Regions from separate parts of the Homo sapiens genome. Here region 1 is linked to region 2. A link is a contact called in ENCODE Hi-C or POLR2A ChIA-PET data. All regions are on one chromosome and are shown on one strand. The core of a region is the stretch at or near the end of the contact, and the rest is flanking DNA. Distances in the headings are between cores, read along the strand shown.

What was found. Hi-C counts contacts between places; a loop is a spot of excess contacts on that map. ChIA-PET counts read pairs that join two places held with the same protein, here RNA polymerase II (POLR2A).
Region 1: POLR2A ChIA-PET joins it to region 2 with 11 read pairs in MCF 10A. The contact joins the promoter of KLRC2 here to the promoter of KLRK1 in region 2. A Hi-C loop is called at or near these places in 1 of 168 maps with a recorded cell type or tissue (mammary epithelial cell). POLR2A ChIA-PET finds 5 or more read pairs at or near these places in 3 of 52 experiments (MCF 10A, OCI-LY7 and PC-3).

Annotation. Positions count from the first base shown.
Region 1 is chr12:10,432,127-10,437,395 of GRCh38, forward strand. KLRC2 (killer cell lectin like receptor C2) reads right to left here and starts at 3,884. Exons shown (of 6, transcript NM_002260.4): 1 at 3,674-3,884; 2 at 3,186-3,284; 3 at 2,360-2,404; 4 at 1,665-1,816; 5 at 1-80. The coding sequence starts at 3,860.
Region 2 is chr12:10,388,072-10,393,281 of GRCh38, forward strand. KLRK1 (killer cell lectin like receptor K1) reads right to left here and starts at 1,970. Exons shown (of 8, transcript NM_007360.4): 1 at 1,872-1,970; 2 at 700-804. The coding sequence starts at 739. It overlaps KLRC4-KLRK1 (KLRC4-KLRK1 readthrough), which reads right to left. Exons shown (of 13, transcript NM_001199805.1): 6 at 3,764-3,820; 7 at 700-804. The coding sequence starts at 739. All of the region lies in intron 3 of KLRK1-AS1 (KLRK1 antisense RNA 1), which reads left to right.

The sequences.
Region 1 (5,269 bases), core at 2,634-5,133, 46 kb after region 2:
TTTATTGTCACCCATGGATGATGACTGCTGTTACGAAACACACCAATCCATGAGGAAGGTAAAATGCTGGCCAGAAATTTCTAAAAGAAAAGAAATAATTTTCACTTAAATAATAATTATGAAAACATTACAAAAACAATATATTAAAGTTGAAAACCACTATTTGCAGTGCCAAAAACTTTCATAAATGTTTGAATTTTTTATTTAAATGAACTCTTCAACGTTTATACTTAGTACTTTCATTCTTATTCTCATGTTAATAAAGACATTTTAATTCTTGCAATGTAATAGTTACTCCAATTAACAGAATAAACGCAGGAAGGGTTTTAATAAGTTTCCTGATACTGTGCATTCATTCCTCCAGATACTGTGACTAAATCAATCTATTTTTGTGCTATATTTCTCAGAGTTGGAGATTTAGAAGGGAATTGAGGGGTTGTCATTCAGAAATAGATGACATGGAAGCTACAGATTGGGTTTTCTGGGTACCACACCATTCTTTAACTAGATAAGCCCTCAATTTTTATCCGATTCGGTTTTTGCGGAATAACAGGGGTCCTGGCCAGGTGGTGTAGACTCGTCTCTCTCTGCTACTCCCGACTAAAAACAACTATAAACTCTGGGATTAATGAAAGACAAAAGCAATGGAGAACTCTGAAAGGTGGAAAGAGAAAGATGAAATTGTCTGGGACCCTAGCATCAGGGATCAACCAAGTGTCCGAGTGAGCATGTTAAGTCCTCCACACGACAGAAGAAGGTGACCTAGGCCTGCTGTTTCCCTACACCCAACCTGGCAATAGGAGGAGGGTATCGAAGGAGAGTCCCCTCCACAATACCAGGCAAGGCTGGTGCCACTGGCAAGGATGATCTACCAGGAGACCTGCTACCAATATGGAGCTAGAGAAAGTGCTTCCTTCTCATACCAAGAGACACCAGGATGGCTGTGGATGAGGAGGATCAGCAAAGGGACCCCATGACTAACAGTGCACCGTAAACCACCTAGGGTCCTCTTTGTCCCTGAGGGCATGAGACCCACTTCCCCATCCAGAGACAAGGACTCAATGGATTCTTACTGTTCTTTGTACATAGTACAGCAGTGAACAGTAACATACTACTGATAACTGCAATAATATGGAGGAATTGCACAAATATCAGATAGGATTGAAAAAGACATGAAATTCACACTGCTTGATTCCCTTTATATAAATAAATTCAAGAACAGGCAATCATTATTTATAATATTAAAAGTCAAGACTGCGTTTTGGAGAGGAGTCAGGATAAGTGATGAGGGCATACACAGGGGTGGAACTGCTAGAGCTGGAAACTTTTATTTCATGATCTGACTTGTATCACATGCATTCATTCACTTTGTGATCAATCTGCATGACCAGATGATATCATGCCCGATAAAATTAGATAGCAAAATTTATTGTGGATTCAAAGCACTTATAGAAGCATGGTTTTCCTTGAAAAACAAAAACTGAAAATAAATGTACATTAGCAGTATATAACTTTAAAAACATTATTAAGTCAATCAATTGAATATTACATACACTTGAAAATATATGAGATAAATATATGTACACACATATGGATGTTTTCTACAAATGTATTATTCACTGAAGGAAGCTTTTCATAAAATGTTTGAAACATTTACATCTTACCATTTCTTCTTCATTATCTATAGAAAGCAGACTGGAGTTCTTCGAAGTACAGGCCAGCAAACTCTCTTCCCAAGTTCTTCTTTCCTTACCAATGTAATAACAACTGTTGGAATATGTAATCCACTCCTCAGGACAATGGCCACAATGACGTGCTAATAAAGATATGAATTACTATCTAGACCAATATGAATTTTTAAAAATGAAAATTAGTTCACATATTTCAACAGTATAAACATATATGTGCTTAACATATTTACGCATCCTTACAGGCTTATAAATGTATATTTTTAATAACTGAGTCAGTCATACACACATGCACAGACAAGGGTTAGCCTCTCCTCCCTAATTGTGTTCCCATATAAAGCAAATGAACAAACAAAAATACACTCTACACATGTGTTGAACATCGCTGATACACAACTGCTTTTTTAGAATAGTAAAATTATTTATTTGGTATCATCTCACAGCAGTAGGAAACCTCTGTTAATTGGGAGAAAGAGGGTAGAATGATTTTAAGTGAGTATTTCTACTCACTGGAGAAAAGGAAATGCTGCCTCATAATCTTTCTTTATAAATATTTATGGCTGAATTTATGGCTTATTTTCTGCAAAAATGCCACTATTCTTTTACATGCCTTAAAACAGACACAAAATATAAATTGTACTAATATCAGAACATTGAAAATAAAAATGTACCTTTCTGCGTTCTTGTATTCGGGGAAAAATTGTTCTGCTCCAGGACTGTAATAGAAAAATTAAAATGATTTTTATAAAAACTGATATCTAGATAAACCATAACGAGTTTAGTTTCTTACTTTGAAACTTTGTGTGTTATTTAAAATGGGGAGAATCTTTAATAAAATTAACTTTTTCTATAAAAATATATAAAGTAATAGACCTTTGAAATAAACATTTTTAAAGACTTTAGCACAAACTTCACCATCTCTTGTAGTATTTGATGTAACCACTTTCAAAAATTAATTTGTTTTTCTAAATACTTTTCTTCTATAGCATGCCTTTGAATTATGAAATCAGAAAATATCTTTGTGTGTGTATGTATATACATATATATAGATTACACACAAAAAATAAACACATGTTCTCTACAATGATTTTGTTATTTATGTTGTGAAAAATTCAGAATAACCATATTACTTTTGGTTCCAAATTGTACTAATATCAGAACTTTGAAAATAAAAATGTACTTTTCTGGGTTCTTGTATTTGGGGAAGAATTGTTCTGCTCCAGGACTGTAACAGAAAAATTAAAATGATTTTTATAAAAAGTAATATTTAGATAAACCATAATGAGTTTAGTTTCTTACTTTGAAACTTTGTGTGTTATTTAAAATGGGGACAATCTTTAATAAAATTAACTTTTTCTATAAAAATAAATGAAGTAATAGATCTTTGAAAGAAACAGTAAAATAAGAGTTCTATTCTTCAACAGTATGAAATATTTTGAGGCACTTCCAAGCATTAAAGTAAAACGTTCCCTTCTAATCTTTCAAGAATATGCTTACAAGGAATAAGAACTATTGTTTTTAACACAGTGGCCATCAGGACAATGCAAATGATTCCTAGGACCTCGGCAGTGAGCTTCTCTGGAGGTGGCAGTAAACCTGCAGGGAGAGAAATAGAGGCACTGAGAGAGGGGAGATAGAGAGTTGATTAGGATTACATACTAGAGAATTACATACTAGAGAACCCACATGCACAGGGAAACATAATGATAAACTCTGGCCTCTAAATCTACATCTACTCTAGTAATCTTTCTCTCAGAATATACCATTTCATTTTCAGTAAATATAATGTTCCATGAGTGGACCGCAGATTACAGTTGAACAATGCCCGAATAAAATTAGTCTTCTGATTTCATATTAGAATTTTAGATCCCAATTATGAACTCCGATTCTCACAAGTGCAAAATATTCCCTAATCTTTCCTCACCCTTCTGCATTCAACTGCACATCCTAGAACAATAATATTGAAGATATATTTAATGTTTTACCTTGGCAGTCATATATTTTATCAATCCCTTGATGATTCAGGGAAGGATTTTGAAGATTTAATTCTACTTGGAATATTTCCTGTTCGGTTCCTGAAATGGAGCTTTTATTGCCTTTAGGTTTCCTTTGCTGCCGCTTTGGGTCCTGGGCCAGACTCACTTCTGAGAAGGTTCCTCTTTGTTTATTCATCTCTGCAGCTGTGTGATGTGAGGGACTGTGCTCTATGATAACTGCACTTAAGAAGCTATAAATGGTGTATATTTTGACAGGATCCCTGGTATAGGCAATGTGCATGTGTTGGGGCTGAGTAATAATGTTTACTTTGCTGTTAACCAATGTAAAATTCTGCTACTAATTTCCTAAAGCTTTAAACAAAAATCACACGATATAATTGGCAATTTTTTAGATGTATTCTGTATTTGACATAATATTACTAGTGGGAACAATAAAAACATTAAACTTATGAGAACTAGGAAGTTCATGAAAAATTGGTATTAAATTAAGGTTAGATTCTTCAAAAATGTTTAACACCAATAGACTGCATATGTCAACAATCAAAATACTGTATTTAGAAATACACAAATTTTATCATAGTTTTAAGAGTCATTGATGGTTAAGGATTGTGTGCCATAAGATAAAATAGTTCTGTCAGCATATAGAGTATCTTCTTATACTAAAATACATTGTTAGTGACTTACATTCATTTATTAAAAGGACCTGAGGTATTGTCAAATGATTTTTTTTCTAAATTAGGAAATCAGAAAAATCATTAAAATTTTAAAAATATATCTTGTAAAACATTACATTACTGTATGCATAAATATTATTGAAAACGTATTTTTAAATTGCTGCTTTTACACAAGAAATTGGTAATTGATTTAATGACTAAAATAGGAAAACTTAAAATGATAAATAAACGTGTGGGCCGTCTATGGAAGAATAGTGTCCAATCAAACTTTCAGAAAGCTCCTATGATTGTATAAGTCAGTGAGGGTTGCTTTGGTTGTATAAGTAATTGTAATAGTTCAGATAATGTAATTTAATAATCTAGTCAATGAGCTCTGTAGTCAGTGAGACTACAATTAATTCTAGCTTTGCAAGTTGTAATATGTGACCTGTACTAAATTACTTAGTGTCTACTAACCTAGTTTACTAATCTACATTGGGAAAAATAATTTATAAAGTATAATGTATGTAAAAAACTAAACACACAACCTGGCACATGTTACCACTGAATACATAATAGATATTTCAACTATTTTTAACACAATTGCCATTTTATTATTTCTGATTTGCATTAGAGTGTGTTAAAATAACTCATTAATTAGGCGTCTCATGTCAGTGTGGTACATCTTTTTTGCAATGTTTGGTTCAATTGTTTTAAGTCTTCCAATTGTTTATAATTAAGGTCAGATTTGCATTTTATGGAAATGATTTCATCCTTACTTTTATTAAAAATTAAAACTGCTTTCATGAAATCTAGGTGTGTGATTGAGAATTAATGTTTGACATTCACAATTTGATGTATCCATATTAAAAATTTATTTTTAAAGTTTGGTCTAAATATAATATACAAAATGTAATGGTTACAAAATCCA
Region 2 (5,210 bases), core at 720-3,219:
CATGTCACGGGGGTTTGTTGTACAAAAGCCTTTTATAAATTAAATGATAATATGAATTATATTTTATAGGTAAAATTAGACATTGATTGCGCATGTAATACCTAACTCAGTTATTTTACATATGGAGTAAAGAGAGTAGGTATCACTTTATGGATGAAGAAATTGAATGCTAGAGATGGCCAAAATCATAAAGCTTATTTAATATAATGTTACCAACTGTGAATAAGTTATAAATTTATAAACACCTTTAGGATAAAAAGTGCTTTAACATACATGTCAGTTGATTTGAATATTACACAAATCTAAGATAAATATGGAATGTTTCATGCCTGTATTTGATAGAAAAAGAAACTAAACTAAACTACACAGAGGTTGCAAATTGACCCTTCAAATCTAGAGAGCGGTAAAAGTTTGAGTAAAATTCAAGTCTGACTCCACATCTATTTCACTATTTCAAGCTGTCCCAAGTTGTGAGCGACTTTACCATAATATAGTTAATAAAATAAAGGGAAAAAAGTTTTTAAGTTTTGGAAGACTTGATTTAAAATACAATATGAACATAACATGAAATCAACATAAATAGAACATGAAAAGAATCAGAGTAAATTGCTTGCCTATGCCTTATATGCTTGTATGAAATTCTTGGTATCTTAAAATTGTATAAAAACAAAACTACACACTTATGTGGTAAAAACATACCCCAGCTGTGTCGAGACCTCCGACCACGAATCCACCCCATCAAATACTTATAAGTGCACGTCTACCGCAGAGAGGAATCTAAAGTCTTCAATGCACAAAGGATTCCTGAATAAAATAAAACTGGGCATTTGTTTTTTGTTCTCTTTCCCGTGGTGAGATAAAATATTTTGAATAGAAAAGTAAAATGCAGAAACTTTTCCCCTGTGCATGCCTTTAAGAAAAGAATAGAAATGACAATTCACATAAAGCCAGGCAAAATTAATTTTATACATTTCTCTTGGTTGTAAAATAATCGCCAATTACTTCAAAATGTCATAACAATATAATGAACCTATTAATTCACCTACATTGAGATATTTAATACCAATATTTTACTTTACTGATATTAGATAACAACACACCCAGTTTTCTGTTTATAGTCGTTTATTGCTTCTTGGCCTTTTAGCTAAGATCAAGTGTTTCCAGTTGTTTATTTTATCTGGCAATAATTTAGTTTTCTTTCTGCAAGCTAAACTCAGGTAAGTTATATGCACTTTTGTTGAATGTCCTTTTCTAGTGCATTTTAATCCAACGTGCCCATATCATCATCATCAACAAATTATCATCACCATCATCATTAACAAAACTAATCTCACATGTTTATATAGTAACATCTTAGCAATGCACAGCAGAGCTTCCAGAAAAAACCATTTAATAAATAAGCATAGTGCTTAGATTTCAAAAATAAAAGCTATTTCATATTTGATTATGATAGTTGGAAAGCACAGATATAACTTGTTTCACCTTGCATGTAAAGATGTGTATCAAAGGTAAGTGCCCCCTACAGCATCAGAAAACTCAAAAATTTGACAATTTAAATTGAATCTCAATTCTTCTCATCCTAAATGTAAAGATTCATTTTTCTAGTTTTGCTTAGAGACAAGGCTTCTTCTTATAGTAATATTACAACTTCTGATTCTTCAATAAGTATATCCTAATTACCTATCATCAGATACAGTGATAGAATATACATCAGAAATGATAAGCATTCCGTATCCTCAGGAGTTCTATTCAAGCATCTAAGAAACAATTAGAATTACCTTATAGTGTAAATATTTTTATTTTTTTGAGGTTGAAATATAATTTCTCATATCTTGAATAATAAACACACACACATACACACATACACACACCTGCTCAGAGAGGGAAGATCTTGATTCTTGTGGATAAAAGCCTTCTATAAAACTAGAAAATTTAGATATGTCCTCAGTTCCTGATCTAGAATTGAAAGTGGAGATACTTAGTGAATTTCTATCTTTGAGAAAGATGTGACAAATATTATAATCTCATCTTCCTGTGGAAAAACATAAACCACAGTACTTCCGCCTTATCACTACAAAAATATTGTTAATTTGGTAAAAGAGTTAAGACCACCCATTGTTGGATAAATGTTAGGTTGGTGCAAAAGTAATTGTAGTTTTGCCATTATTTTAAATAACATTTTAGGATTTGAAAATGATGAATTTAAATGATGCCATTTAATCCTAAATATTTTAGAGATTCAATTCAATTCCAGTTAATACCTCAGGTTTTGTTGTAGAACTTACAAAGCAGAATTCTACATGTACATTAAATTACAAAAGTCAAGACTAGGAAAGTCACAATTGAAGATGAAGAAAATGTGGGAGCCTTGTTTTACTAGATAGTAAGACCTATGTTAAAACCGTATTAATAAAGGCAAAGTGGCATGTGGGGCATAGATAGACAAATTGAGAAGGGTAAAAATACAGACAAGAAAAAGTCATGTGCATAGATTAAAAAATATAAGGTAACATTGCAGATAAAGTGGGAAATTAGCTCCTATTCAATAATTTGTCCTGGGTTACTATCACACTGGCCTTTAAGTTACAAAAAATTAGTCCTGGGAATTTTTAAATTTTAATATAAAAAACATGAAATTGCATCTCTGTCATATCTACATCATATGCAGGAGAATTAGAAACTTAAATATATACCCCAGTATACATAAGAATAATATATGAATTGATACCAATGAACAAGATAAGCTAAATATATATTTTATGTTTATTAATTTAAAATACTAACATAAGACATCATATAAAGTAATATAAGATGAACACATTATAACATTTTAACAAAAACCAAAGCTATTAATCTTAAAACTCTGAAATATAAGGAAGGAAAACAGCTTTCATGTGGTGATGTGTTAAAGTTGGACAATAAATTTATTCAACATTTTTTTTCTTTAGCGAATGCTATTTGCTATGCACTTTTCTAGATCTTGAGAATGTCAAAGTAAACAATCCAAAAGAAAGTTTTTGCCCACATGGAAATTAATTACTTTTTTTTTTTTTTTTTTTAAGAGATGGAGTTTCACTCTTGTTGTCCAGGCTGGAGTGCAACGGGGCGATCTCGGCTCACTGCAACCTCCGCCACCTGGGTTCAAGCAATTCTCCTGTCTCAGCCTCCAGAATAACTGGGATTACAGGCATGTGCCACCACACCTGGCTAATTTTTGTATTTCTAGTAGAGACGAGGTTTCACCATGTTAGTCAGGCTGGTCTCGAACTCCTGACCTCAGGTGATCCTCCTGCCTCAGCCTCCCAATGTGCTGAGATTACAGACGTGAGCCACCACACCCAGCTGGAAATTACTTTTTAGTTTAGGTGATATAAAATGAATAAGTATAAAACAAATTCAAAATTAAACAAGATAGGTGAATATAAAACAAGTTGAAGAAAATATGTTATTTTCTGACATACCAAGATTCTTTTCAGCTAATCAACATTTTCTATTAGCTATTTTATATAGTAAAAATAGATCTATATAGAGGAAATATAGGCTGATATTTTCTAACAACTACATTTTAACAAATATTTGGTTTTTGAAAGGAAATGAATAAATGAGTAAATGCAGGCTTTTTATGGGAAAAACCTGAATCACAATTTCCTGAAGAGTTATTTTTATATATGTAGTTTTCGATTGAATAGAGATTGTCTCTTAAATACAGAATTGAGAAAAGGGGGATAGGAATAGGATAAAAAAGAACATTTGAATATCCTACCTATTTCGTTTAGTTCAAATGGCAACTTACAGCCAACTGGGAAGTCCCCACACATACCTAAAAGAAGATTTCTGAAATAAATACCATGATAAAGCTAAGCACCAGGGAGAGTTTTATTGTCATATATAAAGGTCCCTAAACCAACTGACAGAGTGTGGAAAGGATTCTTAAAGAAGAAAATTCTAAAATGGGTCCTGTATGTCGGGTTAAAACAATTAGTTAGATAAAGAAATAGTATGTTAAAACTCCAATTTCTTTCTCAATGTTGAACATACACTCACTTTGCTGTAGTCATGATAGTAAACTTATTGGGGATTTGCTGGGCATTTGTACTGGTTTATTCTATGTGAATTGCAAAAGGACATAGCATAGTTTTCAGATAAAATACTTTCTAATAAGTGAAATAAAACCAACGCAATTAACTTCTGCAGAAAGAATAATTTGACTATAAAAGTACCTGAACAAACTTCATATAGACGTATCTATATAACTTTCAAAAACTATTGTTAGAAGAAAAATTACAATATTTTGCAAACAGCCTGGGCTCAAGTCATTTGAGAACATCCATCACCACAATAAACTATTTAATTACTTTCATTAGTTGAGAAGAGCCAACAATCAACCGGCCTTTTTGGTCAGTAAGCTAACTCGCACTGTGGCCTCAGAAAACCCTTCTCTTCTGGTACACAGGAAAGACTTAACACGCAGCCAACTTGTGGTTAGAAACAGAGTGCTTGGCAGGTTGCTGGCTTCAAGCTGTGACACTAAAGCTGGATGTGGTCAGAGGCGTTTACTGGACGCTTGCCCAAATATGAAAGCTTAAGATGTGCAGCTATTGCCAAGCAAAAATTTTGTAATCTTGACCTTTTGGTAAATGTGTTTGAATTGACAAAAGACATGTCAAAAAGGACAAATTTTTAAAATTCACATGGACAATAAAGAAAATAAAAAGGAGTGGAAGAAATAGAGCTGAGTCTTTGGATATGCAGGGGCATCTATGGCCACACCACCATGATGCATCCAGTCTCGTCTGGACACGCATGGGCATATTGAAGCAGAAGTGAAATGATGACTAATGTAAAAGTAAAAAAGTCTGCAAACATATTTTAAGAAATATGTATATATATATTTTCAGAACCTATTTTCCATTCAGCTAGGTATTAAGTACTGGGCTACACATACTGACATATAATGTTAACTGGTGTATTGTAATTATATGAACTCAAGGCAGAGATTCCATAAATCTGGAATTTATACTTTGGGGAAAAACAGGTCATCATCTTGGCAATTAATTAATTTTCTCTGGCACAGCTTCCTAAGCCAGGAATGATTAAATGATTTTTTTGCCCCATCTCAGTTGAAATTTTGTATAATTCTAAAATTTAGCAATTCAATTGAAATATCTTTAGCAAATATTTGTGTTATATTAACTTAATCCATGCTAGGA